3 separate regions of the Homo sapiens genome follow, and regions 1 and 3 are each linked to region 2. The links are chromatin contacts, found by Hi-C or POLR2A ChIA-PET in ENCODE. All regions are on one chromosome and are shown on one strand. The core of a region is the stretch at or near the end of the contact, and the rest is flanking DNA. Distances in the headings are between cores, read along the strand shown.

What was found. A loop is a pair of places that touch in the nucleus more often than their neighbours do. ChIA-PET counts read pairs that join two places held with the same protein, here RNA polymerase II (POLR2A). Pooled maps may share reads with other maps.
Region 1: a loop to region 2 is called in a map of naive thymus-derived CD4-positive, alpha-beta T cell, with 4 times the contacts of the local background. The contact joins the promoter of HELB here to the promoter of LINC01465 in region 2. A Hi-C loop is called at or near these places in 1 of 168 maps with a recorded cell type or tissue (naive thymus-derived CD4-positive, alpha-beta T cell) and 8 of 50 pooled maps. POLR2A ChIA-PET finds 5 or more read pairs at or near these places in 1 of 52 experiments (CD4-positive, alpha-beta T cell).
Region 3: a map of OCI-LY7 shows a loop between it and region 2 (7-fold over the local background). The contact joins the promoter of GIHCG here to the promoter of LINC01465 in region 2. A Hi-C loop is called at or near these places in 4 of 168 maps with a recorded cell type or tissue (CD4-positive, alpha-beta memory T cell, CD8-positive, alpha-beta T cell, OCI-LY7 and 1 more), 3 of 37 single-sample maps with no recorded cell type and 12 of 50 pooled maps. POLR2A ChIA-PET finds 5 or more read pairs at or near these places in 1 of 52 experiments (T-cell).

What each region holds. Positions count from the first base shown.
Region 1 is chr12:66,301,094-66,303,793 of GRCh38, forward strand. HELB (DNA helicase B) reads left to right here and starts at 1,400. Exons shown (of 13, transcript NM_001370285.1): 1 at 1,400-1,697. The coding sequence starts at 1,511. RefSeq lists enhancers at 1,470-1,519, 1,580-1,659, 2,291-2,390, 2,421-2,700.
Region 2 is chr12:62,602,132-62,604,831 of GRCh38, forward strand. It overlaps LINC01465 (long intergenic non-protein coding RNA 1465), which reads right to left and starts at 1,303. Exons shown (of 1, transcript NR_121682.1): 1 at 1-1,303. MIRLET7IHG (MIRLET7I host gene) reads left to right here and starts at 612. Exons shown (of 2, transcript NR_186001.1): 1 at 612-704. MIRLET7I (microRNA let-7i) reads left to right here and starts at 1,555; the gene lies at 1,555-1,638. RefSeq lists enhancers at 1-429, 430-951, 466-575, 656-845, 952-1,473 and 1 more and silencers at 926-1,235, 1,326-1,625.
Region 3 is chr12:57,934,816-57,937,515 of GRCh38, forward strand. GIHCG (GIHCG inhibitor of miR-200b/200a/429 expression) reads right to left here and starts at 1,349. Exons shown (of 3, transcript NR_038269.1): 1 at 1,024-1,349; 2 at 655-738. RefSeq lists enhancers at 774-1,274, 1,275-1,775.

The DNA.
Region 1 (2,700 bases), core at 150-2,649, 3.7 Mb after region 2:
TTGTTTGTATGGTTTGGAGATCAGATTAGGCTGAGTCATTAGCATGTAGGTGAAGGATGATTGAGGAAAGGATTATAGAGCAAGAAGATGCTTGGGATGGAGCCTTGGGGAATAACAGTACTTACAGGCAAGCAGAGGGGTCCAAGACTGTAAATAGCCAGAAAGGAGAAAAATCTGAGAAGGCAAGCTGCAAAAGCCCCGGCAGCAGAATGCTACAAGAAGAAAATACTTATCAGTATCAAATACTGCTGAGAGGTCAGGTAAAACAAAGGCTGAAAAGTATCCACTGGTTTTTGAAACGAAGAGGACAGTAAGTGTGACATTTGTCAGAGGAGATTCAATGTTGTGGTGGAAACAGTAGCCATGTGAATGTCAAAGGAATTCAACCTCATATAGCCAATCCTTGGAAACACTGGTGTTTTGTCAGCTGCAACAGTATTTCTTTTAAAAGCAACAAAAGTGGGCATTTTTCAATTGGTACCCAAAGGAAAAGAAATCAATTTTTATATTTTCTCCTATACATTTTTCTTAAATATTTGGTGCTAGTTGTCGTTTATATATATTTAAATATAGCATCAGGTGCTTTTGGATTTAGTAAATAGTGTGTGTTTAGTTATTTCAGGAATAATCCCAAAATAAACAGTATCAATACAGTAATGTAGTAATATATTTATGGTATTTCTTAAATAGTACCAAGACTTTCAAGTACCATCCTCATCAAGTAAGAGAATCATAGCCCCATAATAGTTTTTAAAACCACGTTCCTTTCTCTTCTATTTCCCTTCTCCTATTCCTGTCTATACTCTGGGCTGCAAAGAGACACTTTTGCCCCACTGTCAGCAGGTAGCAGCCCAGCTTAAATAAGTTTGGGAGACCAGGGTGTACTCACAGAGGAAAGGATAAAAATAACTTTGAATGTTATCTAATCCAGTGGTGTCCAAACCTAGCTGAGCATCAAAATGGACAGCCCGGAATGTACATTAAAAAGACAGAATTCTAGGTCCCTGCCCTAGATCCGATTCCAGAAGGGCATCTGCTATACTTTCGTTTTGGGAAGGTTGGGGTGGGGGTTGCTTTTCCAGGTTCTTCAAGCTCAGCAGAAGTGGACTTTCTCCCCGTTCTCTCTCCGCAGGAGATGCCGTGCACTGGCGGTTCTGCAGGTGCCACGCCTGTCACTCCCCAGCGCTGATTTCGTCCCAGCACCTTCCTGATAATCACCGCCCAGCACCAGGCTCCAAAAGGAGCGGAAGCCCCGCCCATCTCCCAGCCCCTCGCTCTCCCTTCCCCGCCCCTAACCCGCCTTGCCCCGCCCCTTCCACATGCCCTCCCCTCGGCAATTCCTGGAAACTTGGGGCGGAGCTTCGCTGCCTTTCAGGTTTTATGTACGCTGGCGGCCGCCAGGCCGTTCCCGGAAGTTGATGGCCTTACAGTCGTAGAACTGATTGGCTGATCATGACCATGCAGTTAGCCAGGGTTTTCCCGAGTTGTTTGGGTTGAGTTCAGGAGAAGCATGGCCAGGTCGAGTCCGTACCTGCGCCAACTTCAGGGACCTCTGCTCCCACCCAGGGATCTGGTGGAGGAGGACGACGACTACCTAAACGACGACGTGGAGGAGGATGAAGAGTCCGTGTTCATCGACGCCGAGGAGCTCTGCAGTGGGGGCGTAAAGGCTGGCAGCCTCCCCGGGTGCCTCCGCGGTGAGGAAGGCGTCTGCCCGGGGGATGGGGTTGGAGGGTCCAAAGTAGCGCTTCCCATTCTGGCTTTGCCCTGAGCAAGGCACCCAGTCGTGCTAACAGATTTAGCTTATCAGTGGTCTAGCTGCTTCATCCTACCAAGGGTAAAATTATGACTATAATAATAGCAGTGACTTTAACTGGACACATACTATGTGGTTTTTTTTTTTTTTTCTTTTTTTGAGCAGCAGCAAGATTTATTGCAAAGAGCGAAAGAACAAAGCTTCTACAGTGTGGAAGGGGACCCGAGCGGGTTGCCCTTTTTTTTTTTTTTTTTTTTTAAAATTATTCTCATTTTAATGGTCGTCCTTTAATTTAATGTACCTTTAATGTAAGGTAGTTTTACGCTTAAGGAAACAGTGGATGTTGAGTCTCTATTTCCACCCAGAATCGGAACTTTTATTTTTCCTTCTGACCACTTATCCTCAAGTTCTATAGAATGAGAACTTGTAATTATTATCCTATATTGCCTGGAGTCAAATACGTGGTTCTTCCTCAGCTTCTTGGAAAAACAAAACAGTCCGGGCGCGGTGGCTCACGCACTTTGGGAGGCCGAGGCAGGTGGATCACTTGAGGTCAGGAGTTCGAGACCAGCCTGACCAACATGGTGAAACCTGTCTCTAGTAAAACAACAACAACAACAACAAAACTACAAAATTAGCCGGGCGTGATGTCGCACACCTGTAATCCTAGCTACTTGGGAGGCCGAGGCAGGAGAATTGCTTGAACCCAGGAGGTGGGGGTTGCAGTGAGCTGAGATCACACCATTGCACTCCGGCCTGGGCAACAAGAATGAAACTCCATCTCAAAAAACGAAAAGGAAAGAAAAGAAAAAGAAAAACGAAACACAAGGAACACCTCAGTGCACAGATGATTGTTAATTGGTGTTAGTAACCTTGTGGTTCGGGTAAACCTTGTATAAGTAGTTTCCTGTGCTATGAGGTAGTTTCCTGTGCTATAAGTTATA
Region 2 (2,700 bases), core at 53-2,552:
CACACATATGCCAAAACACTGGTTATCTGAAATTCCAATTTAACTGGGCGTCCTGTATTTTATCTGACAAGCCCTAACTACTTCTTTAAAATAATTTGTTAACTTCCTACAAAAAATCTCTAAATGGGAGGAAAAAAAAAATCCCGTAAGTTGTCTGGGCCAAAAGCAGAAGTGGCTCCATGGCAGTCAGCCTTCTCCCTAACTTGGCTTAAAAAGAAAAAGCCAAAACCAGAAGTCCCAAAAGCTTGCGTTTAAAGCGGGCTGTGCCGCAGCTTTCCCGCCTGTTTTCTGCGGAATGTAGCACGGCAGCCACCCCGCGTGGGTGGGGCTCGTATGGTTGTGTCCTTGCTGGTTGGGAAAGGAGGTGCCGGAAACTTCAAACCACGGCCAGGGTACAACGTGTCCGCTTAGGCGGCGATATGCGCCGCCATCTTCTTTGCGGGCAAAGGCCGAAAAAAGTTTGGGACTCCACTCCCCCCCGCTGAGCCGATGGAGGGCATCGCCCGCTGCCTCAGCACTCTGGTGACGTGGAATCGGGGTCCCCTCTTTCAGGGCTGATTTCTGGTAGCACGCTGACGCCTGCCAAGGCAGGGAAAGGGGACGCCGCCTCTGTCCCGGATGTAAGATGGCGGCGCGGGGGGCGGCCTGGCGGGGCGGTCACGTGGTGAGGAGTAGCGCGCGAGCCTCCTTAAGTGATCTCTAAGGTTCGTCCGGACGCACAGGAGCAGCGGAGCGCGAGACGGGTCTTGTGTCCGCACGCGTCGAGTCGTCGCAGTCGCCACCCGGGCCATCGCCGGGCCCGGTTTCACTGTTAAGGGGTTTTCGTTTGTTCCGTTTTCGCCTCCTGTAGAGCTGAACGGGAATTCCCCGAAGGGTGCTGGGGAACGGGTGGCCTGGGGACTTCCCGGCTATGCCTTGGCTGCTGTTTGGCGGAGCCGGCGGCAGCCTCTGCGGGATGCCCGCCGGCGATTATCGGCGCCGAGAGCGGGCCGGCGGCGGGTTCGACAGCGCGGCGCGGGTGGGGGCCCGGGTACCGGACTCGGCCGCAGCCCAGCCCCCACCGGGGACTCGGAGCAGGGAGGGGCGCGAGCGGCGCAGCTCGGGACGTGGCGGCAGCTCCTAGCGGGCGAAGCGCGGGAGCGCTGCTCGCTGCCTCTCGGGGGCAGTCCAGAACCAGTTGGTGTCTGACTGCGCTTTTGCCGCCCATTTCCTGCTTTCGAGCGGCTGAGGCGACGCGCTCCCCTCGGGCAGTGGAGGGAGCGGCTCTCTCCGCAGGACACCGCCGCTTTTCTCTCTTCAGAGCGGTGGCTGACGTACAGAACGCCGGCTGTATCACCCGGGCGCCGGCGCCGCCTCTCATCCCCGTAGCTCTCGGGGCGCGCCGGGAGTAGCCGAGCCGCTGGGTGCTGGGCGGGGTCTCCGGGCGCGGCGCGGGGGGAAGGCAAAGGAAAAGAAGGGGCGGCGGGCCGACGTCGGCGGCGAGGAAGGACGGAGGAGCGCCGGAGCCGCTTTGCTGCCCTCCGCGTGGTCCCGTGCCTCCCCGACACCATGGCCCTGGCTGAGGTAGTAGTTTGTGCTGTTGGTCGGGTTGTGACATTGCCCGCTGTGGAGATAACTGCGCAAGCTACTGCCTTGCTAGTGCTGGTGATGCTCAGCGCCGCGGAGGACAATGGCTGGGAATCCCCTTTGTTTTCCGGGGCGCTGCCTGGGGACAGCCCGCGAAGCCTCGGCGCCCGGCCGGCGCGGCCACCACGGAAACCGTTAGTTTCACATTTTCCTAGAAGGAATTGAGGGGAGTGGGGTGGACCGCGATGCATTTTAAAGGTTGGGAAAGAGCTAAGCCATTGGATTCCTTTTCTTGAAGGAAGGAGTGGAATTGTGTAAGATAATTGATACAGATAACTTTTTCACCCTAAAAAATTCTAACACTTCTTTCAGCAGTTAAATGCCAAATTTAGTGTGTACCTGTTTTACTTCATTCTTTAGCTGTAGGTTGGAGTGGTGTGAGCGATCTGCAGAACTGGCATTAGAGGGGCAGAAGAAGTAGACCTGATAATTAAAGTTTATGCCTTAACATTTTAGATCTGGTTTCTGATATGCTCTCTTAGTAAATCTGAGTGTGTCTTTAAAAACGTAAACCCAAAGCAATTTAAAGTTTCTCTTTAAACTTTGCAACTCGCGAATGAGAAGATTGAAATTATTTGTAGGTAATTGCACTATTCCGATTTTTTAATGTATGAGGCAAACAAATAAATTCTATGTACAGTGTGCTGTGAATGGTTTTGTTTTTTGTTTTTTCTTTTTAGTTTAACCTTGGGGCTCAGATTCTGCTGGTGTGGTGGGTTGGTTTTTTGGTTTTTATGGCCTTTGATTCTAATGTTATGTGGTACTTACATCTTTGAGGTTTTGTATGGGAGAAGAGGACTAGGAATTGAAAGTGGTTTCTAGATTTGAGTTTAAAATCTACTAACACTCATTTTGATTCCTGAGTGGCCACTACTCCTAATAGGAAAATACCTTTGCATAGAGAAAAAAGGTAGTTTGGATAACTAATGAAAATACTCAGTGCTCTAATACCCTGAAGTCTGCGTGGAAAACAAGATACTTGTATTTTTATTTTATTTTCACTGAGGGAAGTAAGTGGTCAGTTTTAGTACTTTTCGTTGAAAACTGATCTGTATTTGTACAGAATAAGTAGTT
Region 3 (2,700 bases), core at 99-2,598, 4.7 Mb before region 2:
AGTTTTAGATGGGACAGCTCAATCAACTCTAACATTCCAATCTCTATCACTCCTTGCTTTTGTCACATTCAGTCCATTTCCTCACTTATGAAACTTTCTTAGTCCCTAATTTAGGCATCTGAGTTTGCCGTCTCTGGCCTATATGATCATAGACTGTCAGTAGTGGAAGAGATATTAAAAGATCAACTCGTCTAACAGTCTCCTGCTTCCTCTCCCCACTCTTTAAGAGACGGAGAAATGAGGTCTAAAGAGCTTACATTACCCAATCAATTTCATACAGCTAATGTGTAACAGGATTCTATAATATGCCATTAGGCCTCCTCCCTCATACGGATCATGTTAAACTTATATTTTCCCTTTGGTTTAATTGCTAGGAACCTCAGAGCCCAATTTGTGGCACCCCTCTAGTAAATACACGGACCTTTTGGTATGAAGTTTTGGGGTATTAATATACCCCTGGCTTTATTTTGTTTTCCAATTACCTTTACCTCAGTTTCTCTTCATCATTTTCTCCTATTATAGTGTGTATTTTTTTTCCCCAAGCATACTCAATCTTTTGTGAAAGAGGTACATCCGTACAGGCGTAAACTGTCGGGCTGTATTGTCTGGCTCCCAATTTCTTTCTTTCACTGTCATTCTGCTTTGGCTACTCACATTCTCTGTTTTCCTTGACAGCCAAACTTCTTGAAAGAATTGTCTTCACATGCTGTGTCCACTTCATCCTGTCTTTTCAATTCACTGTAAACAGATTTAAAGCCTTCAATGCCTTCTTTGTTGCTATGATATTAATACCAAAATTATATTGTATTCATCCATATATGAAGGACACAAAATGGTTTTCCCTAAATTATCTCAACTATGAAAAAATATGCAGAGAAAAAAATTAATAGGTAATGCATGAAAATGTTACTTCTGGGTAGCTGGATGACTGGTGAGATTTATTTTCTTTTAAAAATTTTCCACAGTTTTAAAAACAAGCGCATTAGAACACATCCCGATGTAAATTAGAAATTCTCAACTTACATTTTCTAAAAGGAGGCAGAAAACTAGAGAAGCGACAGTGAGGAGCCACTGGGCCACACTTCATTTCACCTTAAGACTGACTCAGAGAAAAACAAGAGGGTACGACTCAGATCCCCGGGGCCAGCAGCAGGGCCGCGGGGCACGACTGGATAACCGCTTGTGAAGAAAATTTTAAGAGAGCCCTCACGACCCTTTAGCGCATCCTAAAAGACCTCTGAATATCTCTGCCTCTCCCGCTAACGGCTCCAAACCGCAGATAACGGTCAATCGCCTCCGGTTGTCCTGGTAACAGCCAGCAACCACAACCCTGCCTGCGTAACTCCTCCCAGAACACCGTGCGTCTTATCGCTTCACTTCCGGGTTCGGAGGGCCGACTTCTTCCGGAAGTATCTGCCTGCCAGTCACCTGGCGTTTTCTGGCTGTGTGGCTTTACTAGACAGAATGTGGCGTATTGTTGGGCAGGGCCCTGAGGACCCTTTTGTTGTTTCCCCCCCGTTTAACAGGACTGGAAAGCTAAGCAAAGGCTTTACTCTCACGGAATTGGATGAATTGGACGTTAGTTTTTAAAAAGCCGAAGGGTACATGTTAGCTTTATTTAACCATTCCACAATGTATATATATTTCAAAACATGTTTTATACTATAAATATAATTTTTATTTGTCAACTAAAAAACAGCATTAAGTGTTAAAAGCTGTTAAGTCAGAATATAGAGATGAATCTTTGAAATTAGAATGCTTTATTTGGGAAGAAAATAGTAATTTGGGGCATATATGTAGACTGGGGTGGTCTTCGGGATGTCTGAAGAGTGAAGAGGTTAGAGACTTTATAAGAAGGAGAAATGTTACGTATTGGTCTCCAAGAGAGTTTATTGGCACTATTAATGTTTTGGTGGGGTTGGCAAACTGATTGCTGAGTGACGGTGGTGGGTAAAATTAGTCTTAGAATTGTAGCAGACTGTCTTAGTAGCCTTTAGATTAAATTGGTTTTAAGTGTTAGCAGGCAGTTTCAGCAGCCAGGCCTGTAGAGAATTATATTTTTCAAGTGATATTTGTGACCTGAATGTTTTTTCCCTCTGGCCTCTCCACTCTTTAACTGGTATGACAAAAGTGACCCGATTTATATGATCAACTTTCACAGCTGACAGGTGGTAAACTCTTTACAATTATATGTAATTTATTTGTTACTGTGATAGATTTATACAATTTTAAATAATTTAGTTCCCATTAAAAAAGCAATTATTTTTGCTTTAGAAAATGAAGGCCAAAAAAACCCCCAAAACACAAAACCTCCAAATCCTACCCATTTAAGGACAACCAATGTGAATACTTTGTAGGAGTCTTCCAGACCCTTTCTATGAATTATAGTAAGTACAAATTCAAAATGGAATCATACTGTATATGCTAGTTTGGAACTTAAAAAACTTTTTTTTTTTTGAGACAAAGTTACTGTGTTGCCCAGGCTGCAGTGTAGTGGCCCGATCTCGGCTTACTGCAACCTCTCCACCACCTGGGCTCAAGCAATTCTCCTGCCTCAGTCTCCTGAGTAGCTTGGGATTATAGGCGGCGCCACCACACCCAGCTAATTTTTGTATTTTTAGTAGAGATGAGGTTTCACCATGTTGGTCAGGCTGGTCTCGAACTCCTCATCCCAAGTGATCTGCCTTCCTCGGTCTCCCA